Regions from separate parts of the Homo sapiens genome. Here region 2 is linked to region 1. Evidence: read pairs that join two places in POLR2A ChIA-PET (ENCODE). Cell type or tissue: HepG2. All regions are shown on one strand. Links, peaks and the distances in the headings refer to the core of each region. The heading gives the core; the rest is flanking DNA.

Region 1 (4,396 bases), core at 108-4,107:
CAACTTCCTCTGAAAGCGACTCTTTTCTAACCTGGTCACACAGCAATTTGGACAGCAAGAGAGTGCTACAGAGATCAGCTGATGCCAAAGAGGAACTGGCAGGGCAGCAGAAACTCAATCACACAGGCAGAAAATGGGTCAGTACATATGGCCCTAAAAACCTGCATTCAAGTGACTAAAAATCACTGAACTCCTGCTCTTAGCTAAGAACTACATCCTGGGGCCACAGGAAAGAAAACTGATAGGCCCCTATACTGCCTTGACTGCTGTCATTCCTATAAGGCAAGAATTTCTTAACCCTTCTCATGTCATTTGCTCCTGTAACACATATTCAGGAGATTGAAGTTAAACATGAAGGCTCTCAAGATGTATGAGTTGGCTGGGCACAGTGCATGCCTGTAATCCCAGCACCTTAGGAGGCTGAGGTGGGTGACTGCTTGAGCTCACAAGTTTGAGACCAGTCTGGGTAACATGGCAAGACCCCATCTCTGTTAAAAATACAAAAGAAAGGCTGGGTATGGTGGCTCATGCCTGTAATCCCAACACTTTGGGAGGCCAAGGCACGTGGATCACCTGAGGTCAGGAGTTTGAGACCAGCCTGCCAACATGGTGAAACCCCATCTCTACTAAAAATACAAAAAATTAGCGAGGGGTGATGGCAGGCGTCTGTAATCCCAGCTACTCAGGAGGCTGAGGCAGGATAATTGCTTGAACCCAGGAGGTGGAGGTTGCAGTGAGCCAAGATCACTCCATTGAACTCCAGCCTGGGCAATAAGAGTGGAAAAAAACAAAACAAGACCAAAATACAGCCAGGCATGGTGGTGTACGCCTGTGGTCCCAGCTATTCGGGAGGCTGAGGTAGGAGGATTGCTTGAGCCGATGGAGTGGAGGCTGCAGTGAGCCGAGACCATGCCACTGTACTCCAGCCTGAGTGACAAGGTGAGACCGTCTCAAAAAAAAAAAAAAAAAAAAAAAAAAAAAATATATATATATATATATATATATATATATATATGTTGGCTCACTCAGCACTGAAAGGAACCTGCTATAAGAAAATATAGGCTTATGGTGGGGCACAGTGACTCACGCCTGTAATCCCAGCACTTTGGGAGGCCAAGGCGGGTGGATTGTTTGCAGCCAGGAGTTCAAGACCAGCCTGGCCAATATGGCAAAATTCTGCCTCTACTAAAAATTAGCTGAGTGTGGTAATATACACTTCTAGTCCCAGCTACTCAGGAGACTGAGGCACGAGAGTCGTTGAACCCAGGAGGCAGAAGCACTCCAGCCTGGGCAACAGAGTGAGACACTGCCTCAAAAACAGAAGGAAAAGATGTAGGCTTTCTAAGGACTAACTATAAAATATAATGAATTATGTCCTCTGTGATTAAATGTTAAATCTAACACAGCTTTCTTGGCAAAAGAGAAGGGTGGTATCTCTCAATGAGTTGTGAGAGTAAAGCCTTCATACCTTAGATGTGAGGTCCCGATGAAAAATGCCTTTGAAGTGAAGGTAGCTGAGGCCCACTGCTATGTCATAGGCCAGTTTTACCCTCACAGTCCAAGGCAAATGCAGGTTACTGTCTAGCAACTGTTCCAGGTTCCCGGAGTTGATATACTGCAAAACAGAAGGAAAACCCAGCTACCATTTATCAGAAATATTTAGGCTAGTGGTGAAACCATTAGAGAGTAAACACCTGGAAGAGAGAGACTGTATTTTTTTTTTAAGTTACTGAGGGCTTATTCTGCCTCCAAGCACTATGGTAGGTGCTGCACACAATGACACTTTCCTTTAAGGAGATCACAATCTATTAAGGGACATAGTCAAACAATATCATATAATAAATATTAAAATATAGTTATGTGCAGGTAGGACAACACCATGCAGCAACAAGGATAAAGCTAAACTGTGGAGGCATGTCAGAGGAAATGCAGAGAGGAAATAAGGAGTCAGAAAGGATGACCTGGAGTAGCAGGAAAGTAGCACGAAAGACACAGAGGGAGCAGCATATGCAAAGTTACAGGTTAAGTGCATGATGCATTCAGGAACTTAATTTACTTCGATATGGCCAGAGTGCATTTATAGATGAGTCAGGAAGTGAGGCTGACATGTTTTGCTAAGATATGTGAACTTTATCCTGTCTATAGGAAACAAAAGAAGCATTTTAAGCAGGAGAGCCACATGGTTATATTTGCTTTTTAAAGAAAATATTATTTTAGCCATGGTATGATAGATGGATTAGAGTGAAAAATACAGAGAAAGGGAAATAGGAGATTACTGCAATAATCCTGGTGAGAGCAGGGCATCTGAATCATGGCAATAGTGGAGGCATTGGAACAAGGCAAGATTCAAAATGTATTTAGATGGCAGAATTAAAAAAAAAAAACTTGATAATTGCCTGGATTAGAGAATGAGAGCAATAGGCTATTGGTCCCTGGATGTCATTTTTAAATACCCAGAGAGCAAGGAGAGGAGTAGGTTTTTAGAAGAAGAGGCAATGTTAAAAGAGAGTGAGTTCAGGCCAGGTGTGGTGACTCATGCCTGTAATCCTAGAACTTTGAGAGGTAGAGGATCGCTTGAGCTCAGGAGTTCAGACCGGCCTGAACAGCATAGTGAGAGACTTAGTCTCTACAAAAATAAACAGAATTAGCTGGACGTGATGGTGCACACATGTAGTCCTAGCTACATGGGAAGATCGCCTGAGCCTGGGAGGTTGAGGCTGCAGTGAGCTAAGATCATGCCAATGCACTCCAGCCTGGGTGATAGACAGAGCGAGACCCTGTCTTAAAAAAAAAAAAAAAAAAGATAGTGAGTTCAGCTGGGAGAAGTTAAATTATTAAAGGTACAGGTGCTTATTGGACAACCAAGGTGGAAATGATCTAAATAGAGTCAGTTTGAAGCTTAAGAACAAAGTCTAAGTGAAAGACAATATTTAGGAGGCAAAAACATTGAGCTGAAGCAGTCATGCATTCCAAGGTCATGCATGCCCAGGGTTTAACATGTAAGATGGGAAATCAACAGAATCCCAAGGAACAGGCAAGAATGTCAATAGGAGAACATTCTAAATGTTCAGAAGGACGGCCGGGCGCAATGGCTCATGCCTGTAATCCTAGCACTTTGGGAGGCCGAGGCGGGTGGATCACCTGACATCAGGAGTTCAAGACCAGCCTGGCCAAGATGGTGAAACTCTGTCTCTGTTAAAAATACAAAAAAATTAGCTGAGCATGGTAGCAGGCGTCTGTAATCCCAGCTACTCAAGAGGCTAAGGCAGGAGAATCACTTGAACCCGGGAGGCAGAGGTAGTAGTGAGCTGAGATCGTGCCATTGCACTCCAGCCTGGGCAACAAGAGCTAAACTCCATCTCATAAATAAATAAATAAATAAATAAATAAATAAATAAATAAATAAATGTATGTATGTATGTATGTATGTTCAGAAGGACAATGACATTCTACATGTCAGAAGGAAAGCATTCTACAAAGGAAATGACTGACAGTATCAAAAGCCATGAATGAGGAAGACGAGCTTGAAAGGTATCCACTGAATTTGCAACCAGGAAATCATTGGCAACCTTGGACAGAGCAGTTTCAGTAAAGTGGTTAAGACGAGTAAGACTGAAGTGAACAGAGGAAAGAGTAGCAGATAAGGTTATGGAGAAACTATTTGAAGATAGTCTTGCTGTTCATCATTCCTAAATACCCATGAAGGGCAGCTTTGCTTTTTTAGTAAAAAAAAAAAAAAAGAAAAAAAAGTGAATAAGGCTGGGCACGGTAGGAGGCCAAGGTGGGAGGATCACTTGAGGTCAGGAGTTTGAGACCAGCCTGGGGAAAGTGGCAAAATCCCGTCCCTACAAAAAATACAAAAATTGGCCAGGCACGGTAGCTCCCAGGGGTGGGATCATAGTAGCTAACACCTGTAATCCCAGCACTTTGGGAGGCCAAGGCAGGTGGATTACCTGAGGTCGGGAGTTCGAGACCAGCCTGACCAACATGGAGAAACCCTGTCTCTACTAAAAATACAAAATTAGCCAGGCATGGTGGCGCATGCGTGTAATCCCAGTACTCGAGAGGATGAGGCAGGAGAATCGCTTGAACACGGGAGATGGAGGTTGCAGTAAGCCGAGATTGCACCATTGTACTCCAGCCTGGGCAAGTGACGGAGTGAAACTCCGTCTAAAAAAAAAAAAAAAAAAAAAAAAAGCCTGGGCACAATGGCTCACACCTGTAATCCCAGCACTTTGGGAGGCCAAGGTGGGCAGATCACGAGGTCAGGAGATCGAGACCGTCCTAGCTAACATGCTGAATCCCCGTCTCTACTAAAAATACAAAAAATTAGCCGGGCGTGGTTGCAGGCGCCTGTAGTCCCAGCTACTCGGGAAGTTGAGGCAGGAGAATGGCA
Region 2 (4,396 bases), core at 300-4,299, 400 kb before region 1:
GCTAGGATTACAGGCATGTGTCACCACACCTGGCTGATTTTTGTATTTTCAGTAGAGACAGGATTATGCCATGTTGGCCAGGCTGGTTTCAAACTCCTAGCCTCAAGTGATCCACCCACCTTGGCCTCCCGAAGTGTTGGGATTACAGGCGTAAGCCACTGCACCTGACCAGTATGAGTTTTTTAAAAAAGACATTAGGACTATTTTCTTATCTCTGTTTTTTAAAAAAATTACTTCAGTGACTTTAACATCCTTATGGCTGAGACTCCATGACCTCATCACGTTCAATTATTTTTTTTCTCCTTCTCGCCTTAGTCACTCAACCACTTTGTTATACTCTACTCCTTGGCATTACCAAAAATTGCACCAACTCCAAAATCTCACTTTAAAATATCATATTAATTCATGTGACACACATATATTGAACCCTGAATATGGCCAGGCATTATAGAGATACAGCAATGAACAAACAAACAAAAATCCCTGACCTCAAAAAGCTTACATCCTATTGTCTGATCACCACCTTCTATTTTTCCAACTCACTGACTTTTTACTCTGGCTCCAGCAATTCTGATTCTAACAGGATCCTCAATCCATTTGTTACACTGATTTATAGCACCCTAATTCCTTTGGTGGTCTCGTTTACACAGCTTATGTGGTCCATCACTATAAATACTCCTTAATATACATCACTGTCTTCCTTACTACTCTCATCCCTTGTACTCACCAGGTAAAGATGCTAGTTATATCCTAACTCTCTGCCTACTTTGCATATGAACCCAAGAAGCTAAACATGGATAGAAAACTGGTAACAGCATTGGCTAGTCTCCTTTTAAACTGATAACCCAAATCTCAAGGGGATCCTTCACACTGTCCAGCAATACATTTCCTAGCCAATTAACTTTTACATTCTCAGAGATAATTTCATATATTCTCATCCTTCCTTAAAACTTCAGCAGCTTCTCCCTTCCTCTTTTTTTTTTTTTTGAGACGGGGTCTCGCTCTGTCACCCAGGCTGGAGTGCAGTGGCTCAATCTCAGCTCACTGCAGCCTCCGCTTCACAGGTTCAAGCAATTCTCCCACCTCAGCCTCCCGAGTAGCTGGGATTACAGGGGCGCACCACCATGCCTGGCTAATTTTTTTTTTTTTTTTTTTTTTTTTTGAGACGGAGTCTCGCTCTGTTGCCCAGGCTGGAGTGCAGTGGCGGGAACTCGGCTCACTGCAAGCTCCGCCTCCTGGGTTCACGCCATTCTCCTGCCTCAGCCTCCCAAGTAGCTGGGACTACAGGCGCCCGCCACTACGCCCGGCTAATTTTTTTGTATTTTTAGTAGAGACGGGGTTTCACCGTTTTAGCCAGGATGGTCTCGATCTCCTGACCTCGTGATCCGCCCGCCTCGGCCTCCCAAAGTGCTGGGATTACAGGCGTGAGCCACCGCGCCCGGCCCTAATTTTTGCATTTTTAGTAGAGATGGGGTTTCGCCATTTTGGCCAGGCTGGTCTTGAACTCCTGATCTCAGGTGATCCACCTGCCTCGGCCTCCCAAAGTGCTGGGATTACCAGCGTAAGCCACTGAGCCTGGCCCTACTGACTCTTAACTGGTGGCTTTACATCTTATTTCAATAAGAAAATACAAGCAATTAGAAGCAGCAAACATCTTTCTGACACAAAATTAATTAATCTATATGCATTACATATTATACATTCTGCCTGTACAATAAATTAAATGTCTTTTCTCCAATTTTTTTTTTTTTTTTGAGACAGAGCCTCACTGTCACCCAGGCTAGAGTGCAGTGGCGTGATGTCGGCTCACTGCAAGCTCCGCCTCCCGGGTTCACGCCATTCTCCTGCCTCAGCCTCCCGAGTAGCTGGGACTACAGGCGCCCGCCACCACGCCCGGCTAATTTTTTGTATTTTTAGTAGAGACGGGGTTTCACTGTGTTAGCCAGGATGGTCTCGATCTCCTTACCTCGTGATCCGCCCGCCTCGGCCTCCCAAAGTGCTGGGATTACAGGCATGAGCCACCACGCCTGGCCGTCCTTTCTCCAATTTAAGGGAAACCCATCCACTCGTGCACCAGATCACAGTCCCTCTCATCTACTCTAAAAATGCCACAAGGGCAGGAACTTTGTTTTACTCACTGTTCATCCTAAGCATACATCATACAGTGATTAGTTCCTTGTAGGTAGCAAAAATATAGTTGTTGAATCGAATAATTGAATGCTTTATTTTCTCTATCATCAATTTATTCCTCTCCTCTTTGGGATCACTCCCGTCAGTATAGAACATACAAAAATACCTACCTTAAAAAAAACCCAACTTGCCTCCATAAGTGTAAAAAAAAAAAAAAAACCAGAAAACACACAATTTATTTTTATAAGCTGGGCAAGGAAGCACTTATTTATATCACATTCTTTTATAGGTATGAAATTTTTCATTGAAAAAAAAGAAAAAAAAAAGAACCAGCCTCACTCTGGTCCAATTTCTGGTCCAATTTCTGCCCTGTTTTTCTTCTTCCTTCATATCATAATTTCTCAAAAAAAGTTAGCTGTCTCACTGTCTTCATTTTCTCATTCCTCTCCCATTCTCTCTAATCAGGCTTTTGTCCCTACCACTCCAGCAAGGGTTTAAGTCATCACTGAACCTAACTTGCCAATTCTCTTTATTAATATCAGTTCTTGCCGGGTGCAGTGGCTCACGCCTGTAATCCCAGCACTTTGGGAAGCTAAGGTGTGCATATCACTTGAGCCCAGGAGTTCGAGATCAGCCTGGGCAACATGGCGAAAAAAACACAAAGACTTAGCCATCTCTACAAAAAATACAAAAATTTAGCCAGGTGTGGTGGTGTGTGCCTGTAGTCCCAGCTACCAAGGAGGCTGAGGTGGGAAGACTGCTTGAGCCCAGGAGGTCGAGGCTACAGTGAGCCATGATCACATCACTGCACTTCAGCTTGGGCACTGGAGTGACATTCTGTCTCAAAAATAAATTATTAAAATAACAACAGCATTTACAACAGGCATGTCAGTCACATCAATAAATGGAAATGAGCATAATTCACTCATTGAAAGCAAAAGGTTTTCAATTTGCTTGAAAGTAAAATCTAATTCTATGCTGTATGCAAGAGACAGACCTAAATCAGAGATTTAGAAACGCTAAAAAATTTTTAAAAAGCAAAGATATACCAGGCAAATGGAAACAATAAGAAAGTGATCCTGCTATCAGACAAAGTAGAATTACGCCAAAATCATTAAATAAAACAAAGGTTATTTTATAATGCTAGAAGCCAAAATTAAAAGTGAAAATACAATAGTTCTTCATATCTATGCAGCAAAAAAGACAAAACAACTCATATAAAGCAAAAACATCAGGAGATGAATTACGAAATCAATAGAATTGTCTTGGCTATATGGGCTCTTTTTGGTTCCATATGAAATTTAAAGTAGTTTTTCCTAATTTTGTGAAGAAAGTTAATGGTAGCTTGATTTGAATCTATAAATTACTTTGGGCAGTATGGGCATTTTCACAATATTGATTCTTCCTATCCATGAGCATGGAATGTTTTTCCATTTGTTTGTGTCCGCTCTTATTTCCTTCAGCAGTAGTTTGTAGTTCTCCTTGAAGAGGTCCTTCACATCCCTTGTGAGTTGGATTCCTAGGTATTTTATTCCCTTTTTAGCAATTGTGAATGGGCGTTAACTCATGATTTGGCTGTTTATTATTGGTGTATAGGAATGCTTGTGATTTTTGCACATTGATTTTGTATCCTGAGACTTTGCTGAAGTTGCTTATCAGCTTAAGGAGATTTTGGGCTGGGACGATGGGGTTTTCTAAATACACACCCATGTCATCTGCAAATAGAGACAATTTGACTTCCTCTCTTCCTATTTGAATACCTTTATTTCTTTCTCTTGCCTGATTGCCCTGACCAGAACTTCCAATACTATGTTGAATAGGAGTGGTGAGAGAGGGTATCCTTGTCTTGTGCTGGTTTTCAAAGGGAATGCTTCCAGCTTTTGCCCATTCAGTATGATATTGGCTGTGGGTTTGTCATAAATAGCTCTTATTATGAGATACGTTCCATCAATACCTAGTTTACTGAGAGTTTTTTAGCATGAAGGGGTGTTGAATTTTATTGAAGGCTTTTTCTGCATCTGTTAAGAAATCATGTGGTTTTTGTCATTGTTTCTGTTTATGTGACAGATTATGTTTATTGATTTGCATACGTTCAGCCAGTCTTGCATCCCAGGGATGAAGCCGACTTGATTGTGGTGGCTGGAGGCATCATGCTACCTGACTTCAAACTATACTACAAGGCTACAGTAACCAAAACGGCATGGTACTGGTACCAAAACAGATATATAGACCAGTGGAACAGAGGCCTCAGAAATAACGCCGCACA

Evidence for each region. ChIA-PET counts read pairs that join two places held together with the same protein. Peaks named below come from ENCODE experiments on the same cell type or tissue, not always from the same donor. Only the 100,000 strongest peaks of a DNase experiment are listed, where the experiment ranks them.
Region 2: POLR2A ChIA-PET joins it to region 1 with 6 read pairs; 2 of 35 experiments call an interaction of 5 or more read pairs at or near these places.

What each region holds. Positions count from the first base shown.
Region 1 is chr1:45,353,835-45,358,230 of GRCh38, forward strand. TESK2 (testis associated actin remodelling kinase 2) reads right to left here. Exons shown (of 11, transcript NM_007170.3): 5 at 1,469-1,615. Among named protein-coding and RNA genes, the nearest start is that of TOE1, 16 kb to the left of the region's middle. In HepG2, for the core only: no CTCF peak of the experiment used is centred there; DNase peaks (open chromatin) are centred at 2,097 and 2,577.
Region 2 is chr1:44,950,819-44,955,214 of GRCh38, forward strand. All of the region lies in intron 3 of EIF2B3 (eukaryotic translation initiation factor 2B subunit gamma), which reads right to left. Among named protein-coding and RNA genes, the nearest start is that of EIF2B3, 34 kb to the right of the region's middle. In HepG2, for the core only: no CTCF peak of the experiment used is centred there; no DNase peak of the experiment used is centred there.